Regions from separate parts of the Homo sapiens genome. Here region 2 is linked to region 1. A link is an interaction called in ENCODE POLR2A ChIA-PET data of the cell type or tissue named here. Cell type or tissue: MCF 10A. All regions are shown on one strand. Links, peaks and the distances in the headings refer to the core of each region. The heading gives the core; the rest is flanking DNA.

Region 1 (10,100 bases), core at 856-8,855:
AATCTTTAAGAAACGCTACTTGTTGAGTTTTAGTATAGTATCAAAGAAGAGTATTCAGAATGATCTGAAAGGGCTGTTTAATACTCCTCCTGTTTCCAACAGTGTGTCTGTGTGAGGCTAGATTTTCACACAAATGCTTCAATTTGTGTGAAAATTGAAAATTGAAATTTTTCAGTATTGTTTTGATATATTGTAACAGATTGAATACGGAAGTAAATGCGAGAATCTAGGGTCTTCTGTTAGTTTGGCTACTAAAGATATTTGCAAAATTATAAAACAATGCCACTCTTCTATTTTTTTGTTTTAGGAGATATGCTTATTTTTATAAAAATATATTTATATGTAATGAGTTTATTTTATTTAAATGAAATACTTAACATTTTTATGTTTTATTTTCTAATATAGTAAATATAGATAGATACAACCTATGTCTATGAAAGCTCTTTGGGGTTCAATAAGTTTTAAGATTATAAAGGAGTCCTAAGGCCCCCAAATTTGAGAACCAGCGCACTAGAGAAAAGTTATTCATTATGCAGAAGGGGATGGGATCCAGAATCTTGCAAGAGACAAGCAGAGTGGGTGGTTTTCAGAGAAGGGAAGCAGGAAGATTCTGTGAAGCATGTGAAATAGAAAGATTGCTATGATTGGAAATGAAAAGTCACTTTGGAATGGGGGTGGATTATCTTGCCTATTTCTTTTTTATCTTTGGCCTTTTGTGAGGTCAGTATTTGCAAGAGTTCTGTGACTTGAACCCAGACTTTTGCCCAGCTCTCATATGATAGAAGTGAGCTGTTGCTAGTTGATTGGTGGATTCTAGCCCAGTTCAGCCCAGTGATTTGATTTATGGGAAGATATGTGGTGAAATGGAATCTTTAGCATTAGAAACTTTCTGTTATGTAACAGATTTTTACCATCTGCTTCATTTCCCTCAACTCACTACCATTTCAGATCCAGAAAAAAAGTTCTACCTACCCCTACTCTCAGTAATAATTTACATTATATTGAAGCTCAGTTCCCTGTTCTCTTTTTTAAAAAAATGCATTTTGCATTGTAATATAGGAAAGGTACTCTACTTTTTTATTTCAGAATTATTTCTACATGCACTTCTTTTTATCAAGTTTGCTTTTCTGCCCAAATAAGGAATAGTGTGGTTTTGTCTAACGATGTGAAATCACCAATAAACACTGGCTAGATTGGTTTCAGGAGCGTGATGCGTGGTTTGTTGTTCTGATTGGGGGTGGTTTTATTGTGAAGCTAATGATCCCTATACCTTAAAGCCCCTCACTTACATGGGCTTTTTTTCTATTTGTAATGCTGAATCTTGTTTTTAAAAGAAGGCTTTCCAAATTCTGTTAGCTTCAGACATCACAAAAGCTGGTTCTGAGGGGTTCTGTGTAAGAGCCTTGGAGATCTAGGAGTTGGCTTTAAAGACAATGTTGGATGAGCAGGGCAGATAGCTTTTTTTTTTTTTTTTTTTTTTTGAGATGGAGTCTCGCTCTGTCACCCAGGCTAGAGTGCAGTGGCACGATCTCAGCTCACCGAAACCTCCGCCTCCCAGGTTCAAGCGATTCTCCTGCCTCAGCCTCCTGAGTAGCTGGGATTACAGGCTCCCACCACCATGCCTGGCTAATTTTTGTATTTTTAGTAGAAATGGGGTTTCACCATGTTGGCCAGGCTGGTCTCGAATTCCTGATCTCAGGTGATCTGCCCACCTCAGCCTCCCAAAGTGCTGGCATAACAGGCGTGAGCCACTGCGCCCAGCCAAGTGCTCAGAAGTATTTTAATCAACTCTTAGTCTTCTTTATTTTCTGAACTTTTAAGCCTTTTTCCTCAGAGTCTTCTACTATTTACTTTCCCAATGATTATTCTGTTAACAGCGGCAGCACAGTTCTGCTATGTGTATGATCTCTGTGAGTGTAGATACCCTTCACTCTCCTTGTTTTACAGATGAGGAAACAGTCTGAGAGAAGTTTATTAACTTGCCTAAGGTCACACAGCATAGAAAGCAATAGAGCTGAGATTCAAACCTTGCTATGTTTCATGGAACACCTTTACTTGTTTCATCTTCCTGATGTCAGCCAGCCAGATATCTTGGAATGAGAATCTGAAAAAATTCCAACACAAAATACTAATGTCCTAGGGGCCAAGAATTATTATTATTATTTTTTAAAAATATAATTTATTTTTTAAACTTGGTGGTAGGTACACAGGCATTTGTTTTATTGTTATTCTTTATACCCTATACATATTTTATTATCATTCTTTTTATGTTTATAAAATATTTAGGCCAGGCGCGGTGGCTCACGTCTGTAATCCCAGCACTTTGGGAGGCTGAGGCAGGCGGATCACGAGGTCAGGAGATCGAGACCATCCTGGCTAACACGGTGAAACCCCGTCTCTACTAAAAATACAAAAAATTAGCCAGGCGTGGTGGCGGGTGCCTGTAGTCCCAGCTACTTGGGAGGCTGAGGCAGGAGAATGGCATGAACCTGGGAGGCGAAGCGTGCAGTGAGCTGAGATCATGCCACTGCACTCTAGCCTAGGAGACAGAGCGAGACTCCATCTCAAAAAAAGAAAAAAGAAAAAAAAAGATATATGTATATATATAAAATATTGTAGAAAAGAATAATTATTGTTTTTATGAATTACATTTTTAATGCAATTCTAGCAATATAAATACAAAACAAAAAGCAAAACCAAAAAGCCCAATCAAAAATATCACCACCCAGGCGAGGTGCAGTGGCTCATGCCTGTAATCCCAGCACTTTGGGAGGCTGAGGCAGGAGAATTGGTTGAATTTGGGAGGCAGAGGTTGCAGTGAGCTGAGATCGTGCCACTGCGCTCCAGTCTGGGTGACAGAATAAGACTCCGTCTCAAAAAAAAAAAAAAATCACCTCCCAGAAACTCATTAAATGAGAAATCATTCCACAATATTCTGGATGCATCTATACAGAAAGATAGAAAAGAAGTGATTAAGATTGTCTCAGTTATCTAGTGTGCGTTAACAAGCTACCCCAAAACTTAATAGCATATAACAAAAAACCAATTATTTATTCAGGGCTACAAGCTCTAATGCTTGAAAAAAGATTGCTACCTTAGCCAGTTTCAGAGCTGCCCCCACACGTGGGGACATCTTTTAGTCATCTAATTTCAGTGGCTTCTAGGCAAGTGAACCAGCTATTGTCTCAAGCACATCAGTAAATCTGTCAATATTGCTTCACTCATTGGTTAGGACTGGTAGTCCCATGTGCTTAGCACATGTAGGCACTTAATGAAGATTCATGAACAAATGAAGTAAGTGAGGGCGCCTTTCATGGACCTGACTGCTTAGCACTGATTTCTCTTTTTGCCTGACTTAGGTATTTGGCTCGAGTAGGGGAGCTTGAAGCTACTGACACTGAAGACCCAAATCTGAATTATGGACTTGTTGTTGACTGTGGCAGCAGTGGTTCCCGGATTTTTGTTTATTTCTGGCCAAGACATAATGGGAACCCCCATGACTTGCTGGACATCAAACAGATGAGAGACCGCAACAGCCAACCAGTGGTTAAAAAAATCAAGCCAGGTACTAATCAGAATATATTTTGTTGTCAGTCTCTTTTAAGGCATGAAAGAGGAGACAAAAGAAGCAGAAAGCAAGCTACCCCTTTCTTCTTGAGAGTCTGGGTAATGGGAGGGATATCTCTTTCATTGTCACCCCCTACCTCTCAAATAAATAAATGTTTAGGACCTTGAGGAGAACTTTATAGGGTATCAGTTTCCTGAGTCTTATGTGAGCCGCTTTTTAAAGAAAGTTTTGTCTGTTTGTTTGTTTTAACTTAAGGAATCTCTGCAATGGCAGACACTCCAGAACATGCCAGTGATTACCTTCGTCCTCTGCTGAGCTTTGCTGCTGCTCATGTGCCTGTGAAGAAGCACAAGGAGACCCCTCTTTACATCCTCTGCACAGCAGGCATGAGGCTTCTCCCTGAGAGGTGAGATGCAGGGTACAGGAAACACAGGAAAACGGTGGCACAAGAGATGAAAGGCCAGTTTCATGCACTGTCCTCTGTGGTTCCCTGGTCTATACCCCTAAACCCAATTATGACACAATCATTCATTCCCAACTTCTTGTCATTTGCTGCTTTGGGATCAGTATCTATCTGGGATGACTATAGTGATTCTTAGTTTGGATTGAGGGTTGGGAGTAGTGGTGATGGTAATAGATTTGGATCATCGGGCACATAGAGAACATAATTACAGAATAAATTAGGAAGAGGGTCACCTGATGACCTGGATACTTAGGGACTAGTCAGAGAGCTCTGGTAGGAACACTACCTTTTCTGTAACTCTGCCTAGAACCCTGGCAATAACTGGGGGAGTCCCTCTTCTTGCTGCTACTGCAAAGCTCAGTCTCCATTGCCTTAGGCCTGTTTTCTCAGCCCCAGCCAGTCACATCATTTCCACTTGACCTTTGCAATTCAGCCTGACACCTTGCCACCTGATCCCTCTTCCTGCATTAGAGGAAGAGGAAGAGAAGGCTGTATTTAGGCCAGACTCCTTGTTTGTGATTTCTCTCCTTTGGTACCACCTTGATCCGTCCATACTTACGTAGGCCGGGGGAAGAATGAGCTCCCTGACTTTTTTTTTAATGATTTTTATTTTATTGTGGTAAGCATACAACATGAGAGCTACCCTCTAACCAGATTTTTTTCTTTTTTTTTAGAGACAGGGTCTGCTCTGTTGCCCAGGCTGGAGGGCAGTGGTGTGATCACAGCTCACTTCAACCTCTGCCCCCCAGGCCCAAGTGATCCTCCCACCTCAGCCTCCTAAGTAGCTGGGACTACAGGTGGGCACCATCACACCCAGCTAATTTTTGTGGAGCCAGGTTTCACCATGTTGCCCAGGCTGGTTTAGAACTCCTGGGCTCAAGTGATCCGCTTGCCTCAGCCTCCCAGAGCGCTGGGATTTCAAGCGTCAGCTACCATGTCTGGCCCAACAAATTTTTAAGTATACAATACGTTATTGTTGACTGTGTGTACAGTGTTGTACAGTGGATCTTCAGTGCTTATTCATCTTGCTTAACTGAAATTTTGTGCCTATTTATTTCCCTTAGCATATTGTCGTTAGTGTTCATCCACCTTGTCACATATTGCAGAATGCCCTTTTTTATTTAAAAAAGTCTAAATAGTATTCCACTGTGTGTATGTACCATGTTTTCTTTACATATTCATCTGTCAGTGAACATTTAGGTTGTTTCCACATCTTGGTTATTGTAAATAATGCTTCAGTGAACATGGGAGGGCTCATATCTCTTTGAGATCCTGATTTTAAATCTTTGGAATAATTAGCCAGAAGTAGGATTGCTGGATCATATGACAGTTTGATTATTTATTTATTTATTTATTTATTTACTGAGACAGGGTCTCGCTCTGTTGCCCAAGCTGGAGTGCAATGGCATGATCTCGGCTCACTGCAACTTCCACCTCACAGGCTCAGGTGATTCTCCCACCTCAGCCTCCCAAGTATCTGGGACCACAGGCATGTGCCACCATGCCTGGCTAATTTTTTGTATTTTTTTTTGTAGAGATGGGGTCTTGCCATGTTGCTCAGGCTGTTCTTGAAGTCCTGGGCTCAAGCAGTCTGCACGTCTTGGCCTCCCAAAGTGCTGAATTACAGGCGTGAGCCACCGTACCCGGCCTATATTTTTAATTTTTTGAGGAACCTCCATACTGTTTTGCAGAGCTGCTGCACCATTTTATATTCCCACCAGCAGTATGCAGAGTTTCCAATTTCTCCACAGCCCTGCCAACACTTGTTGTCTTTTGTTTTTTGGATAACAGCCATCCTGACAAGTGTGAGGTGATATGTCATCGGGGTTTTGATTTGCATTTCCCTGATGACTAGGGATGTTGAGCAACTTTTCATATGCCTGTTGGCCATTTCTGTGAATGGAGAAATGTCTATTCAAGTCTTTAGCCCATTTTTACATTGGGTTAATAGGATTTTTGCTGTTGAGTTGTAGGAGTTTCTAAAATATTTTAAAGATAAACCCCTTACCAAGGTATAGTTCGCAAATATTTTTTCCCATTCTGTAGCTTGCCTTTTTACTCTGTTAATTTTTTCCTTTACTGTACAGAAATTTTTAGTTTGATATAGTCTTACTTGTTTATTTTTGGTTGCCTGTGCCTTTTGGTGTCATATCAATGAGACCATTGCCAACCTTAACTTTAGAATTCATCCTCCTGGAATGTTCATGGTCTCATAGGCATCAGGTATTTCCTTATTAGCTTAAATATTTTCCTTTGGTCAACAGCAGTTTTTTTTTTTTTTTACAACGTTTAAATTTTATAGTTGGCTTTCTTTCCTTAAATCAACAGCAAACAACAAAAACCTCAGCCATACATGTAGGGCTCCAAGGCTTATGTCAGACATGTAGACAACATAACATATAGCAGCAATGCTTCTTTCAGTGGACTTTTTTTCACAGTTACTGGTTTACTGACTGGTTTACTGTTGAGAAGCAGATTATTTATATAGCCATTTGTCAACATGAGAGGTTTTTTAGTTCCTTATTGCCCCATACATTTCAGTCTTTAAAAAATTTTTTGTTTTGTTTTTACTTATCTTTAAAACCAAACTTTAAATATTGTAACTGCAGCCTTAACTCCTTAAGGGAAATCTTAAAAATGAACAAAACAATACAATACAACTTACAACCCTGCTACCCTATCAAAACTGTTTCGTTTTGTTGTATTCCCTCCTTTCTGTTCACATATATGTAATTTCCACAAAGTTGCAATCATACTGTGCATGCAATTAAGAATTTTTATTTGACATAGGTGATATTCATATTGTTCAAAAATTTTAGAAACCCTGGGAAGAATATAGATGACACAAGAGCAGGTGCCACATCACAAAGTCTATAAAAGGCCAAGGAAAGGGGAGGGAGGCCAGAGAAAAAGCTGACCTGGAGGTTAAAAAGGCAGAATTGACCAGCTGAGCTGGGCAGAGGAACCCACTTGGTAGTTTGGCTACCTTTAGTGTGTTTGGAGGAAAGGAGATTGTTGCCTCACCTCCTGGCACTGTTCGGTATTACCTCTGTCAAAGAAGTTTCCATCCAAACAAAACCCACTGTGTAGCTCCACCCTTTTTGTCTAAGATGTTAGTTGTCAATGTGGAAACTCTGAATATTAATATTTATTGTATCTAAAGAATTTTTAAAGAAATTTGCCTTTTTTTTTTCTCTTTCAACTTGTTTTCTGGTCACCTCTCTAAATAATGCATACATCTGTTCTAGGCTTATAAAATCATTGCTGCCTCTAAGTCCAAGCGAGTTGTTGGCATAAATGTGACTATCAGTATAAGAACCTGTTTTGTATGATTAAAGGTTTGCTAATTTATTAGCATTTGTAAGCAGATTCAAAATAGGGTTGAACCATTTAGACTATATTTTGAATTTATTAGCATTTGGTTTTATTTCTTTGCCAAAGGCCTGGACTAACAGAATTTTTTCTACCTCCCTTTTATTTTGCAGTTAAAAAAAATCCCTTAAAAATTACACCATAATACAAGGTGGTGTTTAATAAAATAATAATTTTTATTTTAGGAAATTTCACTTGTGTATAAAAGTAAAGAGAACAGTGCAGTAAATCCCCATTTACCCACTACCCAGCTTTAACAATTATCAACATTTCGCCATTTTAAAAGCATTTTAAATAAATAAACAATATTGAATTTTAGAAGATGAAAGCTTTATCCTGTCACTATGTATACATGAAGAATGATTTGGGTTTTTGTTTTTTTAGCATAAATGGAATCACATTATACATACTGTTTTGTAAAATGTATTGGACATCTCTTATCTTTTCATGTCTATACATGTAGATATAAGTAGACTTCATTTCTTTTAACATCTGTATAGTATTACATTGCATGGCTGTGCCATAAGTTATTTAACCAATCCCTATGGTATGGTATTTCCAGTTTTTCATTGTTATAAATAATTTTCATTGTTATAAATAATGCTGCAGTATTTCTCTTCTTTATTTTATTGTTTGATGATTTCCTTGGAATTAATTTCTAAAAGTATAACAGCTGGATCAAAGGTTAAACACATTGAAACATTTTGAAGCATGGTCCTGGATTGCCCTTTAGAAAGGTTGTACTAGTAATTTATTTATTTATTTATTGGAGATGGAGTCTCCCTCTATCGCCCAGGCTGGAGTGCAGTGGCATGATCTCGGCTCACTGCAACCTCCACCTCCCGGGTTCAAGCGATTCTCCTGCCTCAGCCTCCCGAGTGGGATTACAGGTGTCTGTCACCATGCCTGGCTAATTTTTGTATTTTTGGTAGAGATGGGGTTTCACCATATTGGCCAGACTGGTCTCAAACTCCTGACCTCAGGTTATCCATGTGCCTCACCCTCCCAAAGTGCTGGGATTATAGGCATGAGCCACTGCACCCAGCCTGTACTAGTAATTTGCATAACTAACAGCAACATATGTTGTTGCCCATTCTTCCATATCATTGCCAAAACCAACGAACCCTCTCTTTGAGGAGTTTAGAAGCATATCCAATAGGGACAGAAGAATACCCCTTCTTGGTCCCCATTTGAAATTCTTATTGCAAGAATTTAATATGTATAACAATGAACTTTTTTTAAGAAACTATACTTGACATTATACTGGAAGATTATTACTTCAAATATAGATCTTCACTTTGAAGTGCTAACAACATTCTTCATCAAGTAGTACTGACAACTGTCTGAGCCAGCAGAATATTTTTGTATTGAATATTTTTTAATCCAAGATAACTTGTCTTATTTTAACTAACATTTTCTCTAGATGCATATTATTACTTCTAGCTTTGTTTCTTTGCTTTCCTTTGCTTGATAATATTGATTACATGCTTAAAATGTTAGAGGAAAGACAACCCTATAGATACAAAGTTTCAAGTGTTTTCCCCAAATTGGAAATGTTGTTATGTCCTCTGGATTTTGATCCTGATCTAGGGTTTTCAAATGGTAAGATTTTCACAATGAAAAAAAAATCAACCCTTGAAATATGGAAAAGGAGATTAAAAAGTTAATTGTGGCTGGGCAAGGTGACTCACACCTGTAATCCCAGCACTTTGGGAGGCCGAGGCAGGTGAATCACCTGAGGTCAGGAGTTCGAGACCAGCCTGACTAACATGGTGCAACCCCGTCTCTACTAAAAATACAAAATTAGCCGGGTGTGGTGATCCATGCCTGTAATCCCAGCTACTTGGGAGGCTGAGGCAGGAGAATCACTTGAACCTGGGAGGCAGAGGTTGCAGTGAGCCGAGATCATGCCATTGCACTCCAGCCTGGGCAACAAGAGTGAAACTCCGTCTCAAAAAAAAGTTAATTGTTAGCTTATGTAAAGGATTACATTAAAACTTGTGGAACCAACAGTACATCTTGTGTGGTAATGTGAAGCATTGTTTCTATGTTGTGTAAGATTTGAGGATGAGATTGTGTTCCTTAATTTAACATCTTTGTTTTACAGTAGTGAGGAATAATGTAATTACATCAATTTTATAGTTTATGCAACTTGGCTGCAGTTTCCTGTGGCTTGTTTGTACTCAGCCTGTGAGAGTCATAGAACCGTAGTCTCATAGCCTCATCTTTTAACACTCTTTGAATAATAACATCATATAAGGGGAAAGTATTACTATTACCATGTTGCCTTTTAGGTAGGAGGCTATACCTGGAGGCAGTTTAAACTTTTAAAATCAAAGGCGGTACCAAAAAGAAGCAGGGCTGGACAAGTAGATGAGGTAGGTGAACAGTGAGGTCATGACAAGGCTAAGTAGAAGGACAAGTTGAGGCAGTTTATGAGAAGAGAGTTTAGTGACTAACTTTGGGATTTTTTGTTCTTTCTTGCAGGAAGCAGTTGGCTATCTTGGCTGACCTAGTGAAAGATTTACCACTGGAGTTTGACTTCCTCTTTTCACAGTCTCAAGCAGAAGTGATCTCTGGGAAGCAGGAAGGTACTGGGCCTTAAGGGGTGCAGCTGGTTAACCTCTAAGCCAACCATGGCACAGCCTCTCTAACGGGTGTTTAGAATTATTCTATATATCGGATTTTAATTTTTCT
Region 2 (9,050 bases), core at 1,051-9,050, 520 kb after region 1:
GGCATGTGCCACGACGCCTGGCCCAGAAATATTGATTAAAGAAAAAGAATTGGACTTGCTCTATTTGAAATCTTAGATTTTAATATTTTACTCTAGCTACAACTTCTATCACTTAAATCACTATTTGTTAACATCTTCAACCTTTTTATCCTCTTATTCCATCAGCAAAATCCTAACCTTGGATTAATCCAACCATCTGCTCTATCAGTTCCTGTATCCAAGCTACTAAATTATCAACAAAAAATTAATATTACTGTTCACTATTTGTCACTGCTAATTCACAGGTTTTTCATTTCTGCTCTGGGTTTTTTTTTTTTTTTTTTTTAAGAAAGTCTTGCTCTGTCAACCCAGGCTGAAGTGCAGTAGTGTAATCTTGGCTCACTGCAGCCTCGACCTCCTGGGCCTCAAGCGATCCTGCTACTTCAGCCTCCTGAGTAGCTGGGACTACAGGCATACACTACCACACCCAGCTTTTTAAAAATTTTATTGATTTATTTTTTTGTAGAGACAGGGTCTCACTATGTTGCCCAGACTGGTCTCAAACTGTTGGCCTCAAACGATCCTCCTGTCTCAGCCTCCCAAAGCGCTAGTATCACAGGTATGAGCCACCTGGCCTGGATTCTTAATGAATGTTTTGGGTCAACAACATCTTCCACTGCACACAGTGGCTTTTAGAAGTCTTTAGCACTCTATTCAAATCTATGAGGTCGTCACCTCTTCCATTTCAGTTAACCTCACTTACCACTGCAGGATAAGAGGCCATAAGGCAGTAAGACCCTGATCTTCCAACCTCTACTCCCAAAAAAGTATCTGTATCCACACTCATTCTCTTTCCAATATCAATAGTATCAAGGCTAATCCCTCCTACTGTTCTTTGGAGCCAATCTCTCAACTTGTTCAGGGACCTCCCTCTCCACAGGCTTTTTTGGCCCTGAGCATATGTTCTGAGAAGTGCATCATTGGGCACTTTCGTCACTGTGTGAATACTTATACAAACCCTGATGGTACAGCCTGCTATACACTTAAGCTGTATGGTATAGCCTTTTGACAATAGGCTACATACCTGTTCAGCAAGTGACTGTACTGAATACTGTAGGCAACTGTAACACAATGGTAAGTATTTGTGCATGTAAACATAGAAAATACATAGTAAAAATACAGTAGTATAATCTTATGGGACTACCATAGTATACACAATTTGTTGTTAACCAAAACATCATCATGTGGCACCTCATGTTTAAGTCTTCCTTCTGAGAAGTGACCTCCCTTGACTCTACATCAACTTTTAGCTACTCACCCACCTCTCTTCTTTCCTGAGCAGCCAAGCTTCTGAGAATAGTCTAGATAAGCAGTTCTCAAACTTTTTGGTCTCAGGACCCCTTTACACTAGAAAATTCTTGAGAACCCCAAAGGGTTTTTCAGGAATTAAACAGAAATTTAAAAATACTCGTGTCTTAATTCATTTAAAAATAACAAACCTATTGCCCATTAACATGTTTTTATTAAAAACAAACAAAAAAACCTATATTTACGTTTTCTCTCTCTCCTATATTTAGGTTTTCTCTCTCCTGAAACTCTACACTCCAGTCATACTGCATTTCCTCAGACATGCTAAGTGCTATACATACATGTGTCTACACAGTATACTCATATCTACGAGAGCCACCTCCTTTCACTGGTTACTGCTACTTGAGATACTTGGAAGCCTGAAGTGGAAGGATCACTTGAACCCAGGGAGTCCAAGGCCAGCCTGGTCAACATAGCAAGAGCCCACCTCTAAAAACAAAAACCAAAAAACGATATTTTCTAAAACAAAAAAATTTGAGTGAGAACACTTGCACTGTTTTACATTTTTGCAAACCTTTCTGATATCACCACTAATCTCATCAGAAAAGTTTTTAAGTACTGAGAAGCTGTCATTCCAGCTGGTAAATACAAGTTTTCTAAAATTCTTTTTGCTTGAAACATGGAATTTTATCATTGACAACAAATACTGCTTTTTTCCCTTAAAGTAATAAGTGTGCTATACTTTTTATTTTCATTTAATTTCTTAGAAATTATCTCACGTATGCAAATCTGAATAATCATAGTTTGCCTGACAGTTGCTCTTCCAAGTAAAAATGGTATCTTCCCTGAAAGAGGCCAGACAACTAGCAACGTAAACAATTACTGAAGTGGTTTTCCTTAAGACAACCATCATACTTCACTGTATAGAAGAAACACTTTATGAGTACTTCCCATTTCATCACACAAAATATTAAAAACCCATACTCAAGCGTTGAGATTTAAATAAAATAATATTTTTACTGCTTTATCAAGGACATTTGTAAGTGAAACTGTCATTTTTTAAAAACTGTGACTGCATGGTGGTAAAAAATATAACGGCTACTAGCATAGTTTGGCGCTAGTGCCTTGATTCATACTAAGGTGAAAGCCATTTTATGTTGCACCATCAATGAAAATGTCAACATGGTGAAAAATGCAAATAACATCTTATTATGAAAATGGTTCTAACCTCACAGACTCTCTGACAAAGTTTCAAGGATTCTCACAGGTCCATATGCCACATTTTGAGAACTGCTGGTCAGACTAAACTGAATACATTTCAGTAAAATAAAAGCAGTATAAGAGGAGATAATGTTATTTTTTAAATGTGAAAATAGTATATGAAATACAATTTCACATGTATATTAATTTGCATGTGTTGCTATGTGTCTACAAATTTTAAAGTGTAAAAGTATATCTTTTTTTAACATGCATTTAAGTATAATGCACATTAGGGCACAGACTTTATTTCTTCTGTTACCCTTCAAAACAAATTTTTAACTAAATGATAATATCTTGCAAGTACATAATAGTTTATAGTTTTCAAAGCATTTTCACAAACATCCTCTTAAATACACTGTCACAATATACTCACTGAGTAGGAAAGCTAGGTTTCAACCCCATTTTGCAGAAGAAGGAAATGGGAAACGCAGATTTGCCTGAGGTAACGGTCAGTAAATTACTCAATCTAGAATTCAAGCCTCTGATTCCCCATCCAGTACTCTTTCCAGCAGACCTTGCTCAGTATTTAGCAGATGTTCAACTGGAATTATTTTGCCAACAAAACAAGTCATCAGTGACCAGTGCAGATGAAGGCATTATTTTCAAAGCAATCTGCTTTGGCCTAGAACAGCACAGGCCTTCCCTCTAACCATTCCATACCTGAACCCACTGCCTCAAATTCTTTCCAACCTCTATAATATTTTTTTGTTTTGTTTTGAGACAGAATCTCGCTCTGTCACCCAGGCTGGAGTGCAGTGGTGTGATCTTGGCTCACTGCAACCTCCTCTTCCCAGGTTCAAGCGATTCTCCTGCCTCATCCTCCCAAGTAGCTGGGATTACAGGCACATGCCAACATGCCCAGCTAACTTTTCTATTTTTAGTAGAGATGGGGTTTCACCATGTTGGCCAAGCTGGTTTTGAACTCCTGACCTCAGGTGATCCACCCACCTTGGCCTCCCAAAGTGCTGGGATTACAGGCATGAGCCACCACAACTGGCCCAACCTCTCTAATCTTAAGCAACACTTATTTTTTCCATCTTTCTAAACATTTTCTTGCTGCTTTTTCCTCTCTGAGTTCCTTTTTTCTGTCTTCCATTCTTTCTTTTCACGTCCCCTTCTAAAATTTTTCTACCTCACGTTCTCTGTTACTTTCTCTTTATCATCTCCTAAATTCTCACAATCTTAAAGCTTATTATACCATGTCTCAATGGCAATACCAAAACTGGAATTTATTCTGCAGCTTTAAGAAAATTTTTAACTTAAAAATATTAGATCCCCCACATTTGTTAGGCTAGTGATAGTTACCTAAAATGCCTTCAAGCACTGTGGTAGAAGTGTCTTACCTGAAGGTCTGTGTTTTAACTGCTTATATAGATCAATGGCACGCTGTTCCCTATAAAAGAGAAAACACGCTCTGATAAGTGAAGGTAATTTAATGACTTCAATAATCTACAACTTGAAACAATATTTTATTTGAATAATGAACCCATTTTAAAGCAAGTTCATATTGCCAACAAGTATTTCACAGAGCATTGTATTGAGTAATAAGAACTATACAAGTTCTTAAAATGCAAAGTTTAATATAGTTCATATCTATTCTGATCTATCATGGGGACATCTCTGCACCACAGACACTTAAAAAGACAAAAATTATGACCTATAATTCGAGAAAATATCTGAAGTTTTTAATCCAGAACTTTAATTCAGAAAAAATTTCAAGTTTTAGGGCATTTAAGAGTCAATACCTTGGACCAGAGGTATAATGAGTAGGGAAATAGTTTGTAACTTAGTTATACTTGGAAAATTCTTAACACTCCTATGAAATAAATGCTTTTATTAAAAACCAAAAAAGGCCAACCCAAAGAATTATTTCCGAAGTTTCCTGTGACTGAGAAAAAGCTTCCATTTTAAATATAATGCCAATATATTTGGGGAAAGGAAAACTATAGAAAAGAACCACTAGAGGTTTAATTTGCCAGATGTAAGCAGAAAGAATACAAAATATTACAGATGTCAAGACCAACAACACAAGTGCATCCTTACAGAGATTCCATCAAGTCTCCCTGACGTCTTCCATAGGGGCTCTTCTGTAGCTCCATGATTTCAGCATGCAAAGACATAATCTGATCCTCCAGGTATCCAATGACACCAACCTAAAATATGATGAAAATACAAAGGAAATGAAAGGCTTACCACTACATCATAGGAAACAAAATTCAGATCTTAAGGATACAGAATGACTTGCTGCTTCATTAGAGAACTAAATAATATAATACGAAACACTGATTTTGTTAAAGCCTTTCTATTCTTCAGATTCTGACACTTAATCTTTCACATAAGAACATACTTAGTCTTAGTCTTCTCTCTTTTCTCTCCTGACAACAGTAAACTACTAGTATTTGCTTTTACCTCCGGAGAAGCAAAAAGCTACAACAGGTATCAACTAACAAGAAAGAAAAAGGACCACCAAAACCATTGGTATTACTTGTATCTTGGCTCTATGATTTTGACTGCCCCCTGGTCCCCACTACCTTGAATAGGGACACAAAAAGATAAAGAACTTGGATTTCCCACCCCAGGACACCATGGGTATCCCCACCCACATCCTCAGGGTAAGTACTGACATTAAGGAGTGTAATAACTTAGGACCGTGGACAAATGTACAGGATAAGGGGAAAAAATCTGCCACCTAGAGAATGAGCTATACCTAGGGACACCATATAATTTATTGTCCAAACCGGCATAATTTTGAGAGTGAAAGGGACTACTACTGATAATTATGGCAAGACATTAAGTATAAACTGGGACAGTCCCAGGTAAACCAGGATGTGCAGCCATCCTATCTAAACCAGTCACAAAAATAATAGTGACAACTACCATTACTGACTCCCATTTAATCTTCATAACCCTACTAGAAAAGAAATTGTCCCTATAATATGGAAACTAGCTGGATGTGGTGGCTCATGCCTATAATCCCAGCTCTATGGGAGGCTGAGGTGGGAGGATTGCTTAAGCCCAGGAGTTTGATACAAGCCTGGACAACATAGTGAGACCCCGTCTCTACAAAAAATGTAAAAGTTAGCCAGGCATGGTGGTGCACCTCTTGTCCCAGCTACACAGGAGGCTAAGATGGGAGGACTGCTTGAGCCTGGGAAGTCGAGGCTGCAGTGAGCTTTGATCATGCCACTACACTCCAACCTGGGCAACAGAGTGAGACCCTGTTTCAAAAAATAAATAAATAAAGGAAACTGAAGCTCAGTGAGGCACTAGGTAATTTTCCCAAAGCCCTTGTTTTTAATCACTATGATACATCCCTCTTTATATACAAAGCATCTACTAGAATTTTGTCTGAATTTCAGGAATGACATGAAAAATGCTCTTTATATATCAAAACCAAAGATAGTTTCTAATGGAGACATCAAGAATTAATAAGTATACAGAATGACGTCAATGATTTTACCTCAGCATAGTGGATGGCCTTTTCTTCCATTTCTTTCCATGCTTTTAGCATTTTTTCTGAAGCTAAAAGAAAAGTCTAAATTGGTTATCTCAGAAATAGCCATATCTTTAATTACTGGCTGCCTGCCTCCTTGCCATATCAACATCAAAGATGTGTTATGAGTTGAATTGTGGTCCCCCAAAAGATATGTGGAATTCCTAACCCCTAATACCTCAGAATGTGACCTATTTGGAAATAAGGTCATTACAGAAGTAATCAGATAAATTAATACTCATACTGGAATGGTCTGGGCCCTTAGTCCAGTACGACCAGTGTACTTAGAAGAGACACAGGATACAGATACACAGGGGAGAATGCTCTGTGACAATGGAGACAGATTGAGGTGCTGCAGCTGTAAGCCAAGGAATGCCAATGATGGCTAGCAGACCATAAGAAGCTAGAGAGAAACAAGGAAAGATTCTTCTCTACAGATTTCAGAGAAAACATGGCCCTGCCAACACCTCAATTTTGGACTTTTAGCCTCCAGGGCTGTGAGACAGTAAGTTTCCATTGCTTAAGCCACTCAGTTTATGGGATTTTGTTATGGAACCCTTAGGAAATGAATACAGATGACTTTTTTCTTAAAAATATATATATTTATACCAGTGTGCAGATGGGTGGATAAAGGAAAAAACAACAAAAAAAATTTTTTTTTGAGGTAGAGTCTCACTCTGTCACCCAGGCTGGAGTGCAGTGGCATGATCTCAGCTCACCGCAACCTCTATCTCCAGGGCTCAAGCGATCCTCCCACCTTAGCCTCCTGAATAGCTGAGGTGTGCACCACCATGCCCGGCTAATTTTTACATTTTTTGTAGAGATGGCGTTCTACCCCATGTTGCCCAGGTTAGTCTTGAATTCCTGAGCTCAAGGGATCCACCTGCTTTGGCCTCCCAAAGTGTTGGGATTACAGGCGTGAGTCACCACCTGGCCAGAAAAGAAATTTAATACTTGAATATGATTTTTAAAAATTAAATACTATAAAAGGATATAAACAGAAAAGACTCTCTCTTCTACCCCTCTACCATCCACCTCAAGGGACCTTACTATGATTATCTGTTACATAGACACATAGCCTGCTCCCTCACAAGTGAAAACATCTGTATACTCTTTATTTTTTCCCACAATTTAAAACTGTCAACTAAAGACTTAGGTGATCTTTTAATAAAAGCACATATAGATCTACCTCATTTTTCTTTAACAATTGTATAATAAGCCTTTGACAAGTCTAAGATATTTTAATGAAATAATTATAATGTTTTATCACTCACCAGAATGTCAATAATATACAAATAGAAATAAAATATCAATAATATATAAATAGAAATAAAATATCAATAATATTAATAAAACCAGTTCTGGAGAGTAAATTCATTCACCCAACTGGACACTATTGATTGTTTACTCTGAGATACACAGAGTTTGCTCAGGACAAGTATATGTTTTTAGGAAACAAGTATTTGTTTCCTAAAAAGGATTTGTTTTATAAAAGAAAACAGAAATGCTGGTAGTATGACTCCTTCAATTTACTCATATTTTAACTCTGTTTTTTTACACTTCCTTAGTACATCTGAAGGAGATAAGCTTGGAGTCAAATATGGAAAATTTGGAGACTGTGTACACTAAAAAATAGTAGGACTCCACAGTAGATGGTTTGAAAAAAACATAGCCTTAGAATATTTGTGTCATTATTTACAGAAAAGTAAGCAGTTTAAGACTCCCCTGGTTGTCTTAGTCCATTTGGACTACTATAACAAAATACCATAGACTAAGTGCCATAAAAACAACAGAAATTTATTTCTTATAGTTCTGGAGGCTGGGAAGTCCAAGAACAAGGCAGATTTGAGGGCCTGCTTTCTGGTTCCTAGATGACCATCTTCTTGCTCTGTCCTCACATGCAGAAGGGATGAGGGATCTCATTCAGGTCTCTTTTGTAAGAGCATTAATCCCAAACAGGAAGGCTCTACTCTCATGACCTAATCACTTCCCAAAGGCTCCACCTACCAACACCTTCACCTTCAGGGTCAGAATTTCAACATATGTATTTTGGGGGGGATACATTCAGTCCACAGCACTGGCTAAGAAGTCCAGATTTTGTATTTATTTTAAAATCAGGTTTGAAATTCAAGATTATTAAATCGCACCTGTATTTTTTTAGAGCTAAATAATTTTAGCCCAATTGTGAAGCTAAATTGCTCAACTAAGCAAATTTAAAAAAAGAGGTAACATTCAAAACAAACATGGTTTATGTTAATTTAAGTTGTCCTGTCTCTTGTTCTAATGTGAAGGTAAGTAAAACAACTGGCTGAGTTAAGAAGGCAAAATAACAGATGGCTTCAAGAAACCAGATGCTCCTTTCAAATACATTACACAGACACTTACATATCCCATACGTCATCTGCTCGCTGTATCTCTCCAAGTCAAGCTGAATGCTTTTGTGAAAAAACTCCAATTTAGCTTTCAGTTGTTGTGATGCTGAGATCAAAGTGTTCTTCATTTTTGTTAAGTTAGCATTATATCTAAGAAGACTTAACCTAAACCACAGCAAGAAAAAAAAGAAAAAGAAAAAAGATATTATCAGCATTCAGAAACATTGAACAATAATGTAAAAACATAAACTGCCACAAGGCCAAAGCCTAAGTTTCTATTATCAATCTATGAGAAATAACTGAGCTCTAGAATCTGATCTCTAAAGACTTCCTGCCTATAATATTTTGTGATAAACAATCTTTTTATACTAGGACCGTATGGGAATTATTACCCTCAAGCCATTACAATAGAATGGTCTCAGTCCATTAGTAAGAATTCTACAAGTTTATCAGAACATTACACTTCAAATTGGCCCAGTATGTTACTATTACATGCAATATTGATTAGTGAAAACCGGCAAGATTAATTCTTGAGTATATGATGCACATTGCATTGTGCTTATAAACAACAGAATCCACTTACATTGCTGCCCTTTGTCCCTGAAAGAGCCTGCTATAGTCTTCTTTTAGTCCAGACA

Evidence for each region. Peaks named below come from ENCODE experiments on the same cell type or tissue, not always from the same donor. Only the 100,000 strongest peaks of a DNase experiment are listed, where the experiment ranks them.
Region 2: POLR2A ChIA-PET joins it to region 1 with 5 read pairs; 3 of 35 experiments call an interaction of 5 or more read pairs at or near these places.

Annotation. Positions count from the first base shown.
Region 1 is chr10:99,675,902-99,686,001 of GRCh38, forward strand. It overlaps ENTPD7 (ectonucleoside triphosphate diphosphohydrolase 7), which reads left to right. Exons shown (of 13, transcript NM_020354.5): 4 at 3,360-3,565; 5 at 3,824-3,974; 6 at 9,891-9,994. Among named protein-coding and RNA genes, the nearest start is that of ENTPD7, 21 kb to the left of the region's middle. In MCF 10A, for the core only: a CTCF peak has its summit at 7,056; DNase peaks (open chromatin) are centred at 5,840 and 7,070.
Region 2 is chr10:100,196,081-100,205,130 of GRCh38, forward strand. It overlaps CHUK (component of inhibitor of nuclear factor kappa B kinase complex), which reads right to left. Exons shown (of 21, transcript NM_001278.5): 12 at 8,996-9,050; 13 at 8,426-8,577; 14 at 6,008-6,069; 15 at 4,591-4,700; 16 at 3,891-3,940. Among named protein-coding and RNA genes, the nearest start is that of ERLIN1, 15 kb to the left of the region's middle. In MCF 10A, for the core only: no CTCF peak of the experiment used is centred there; no DNase peak of the experiment used is centred there.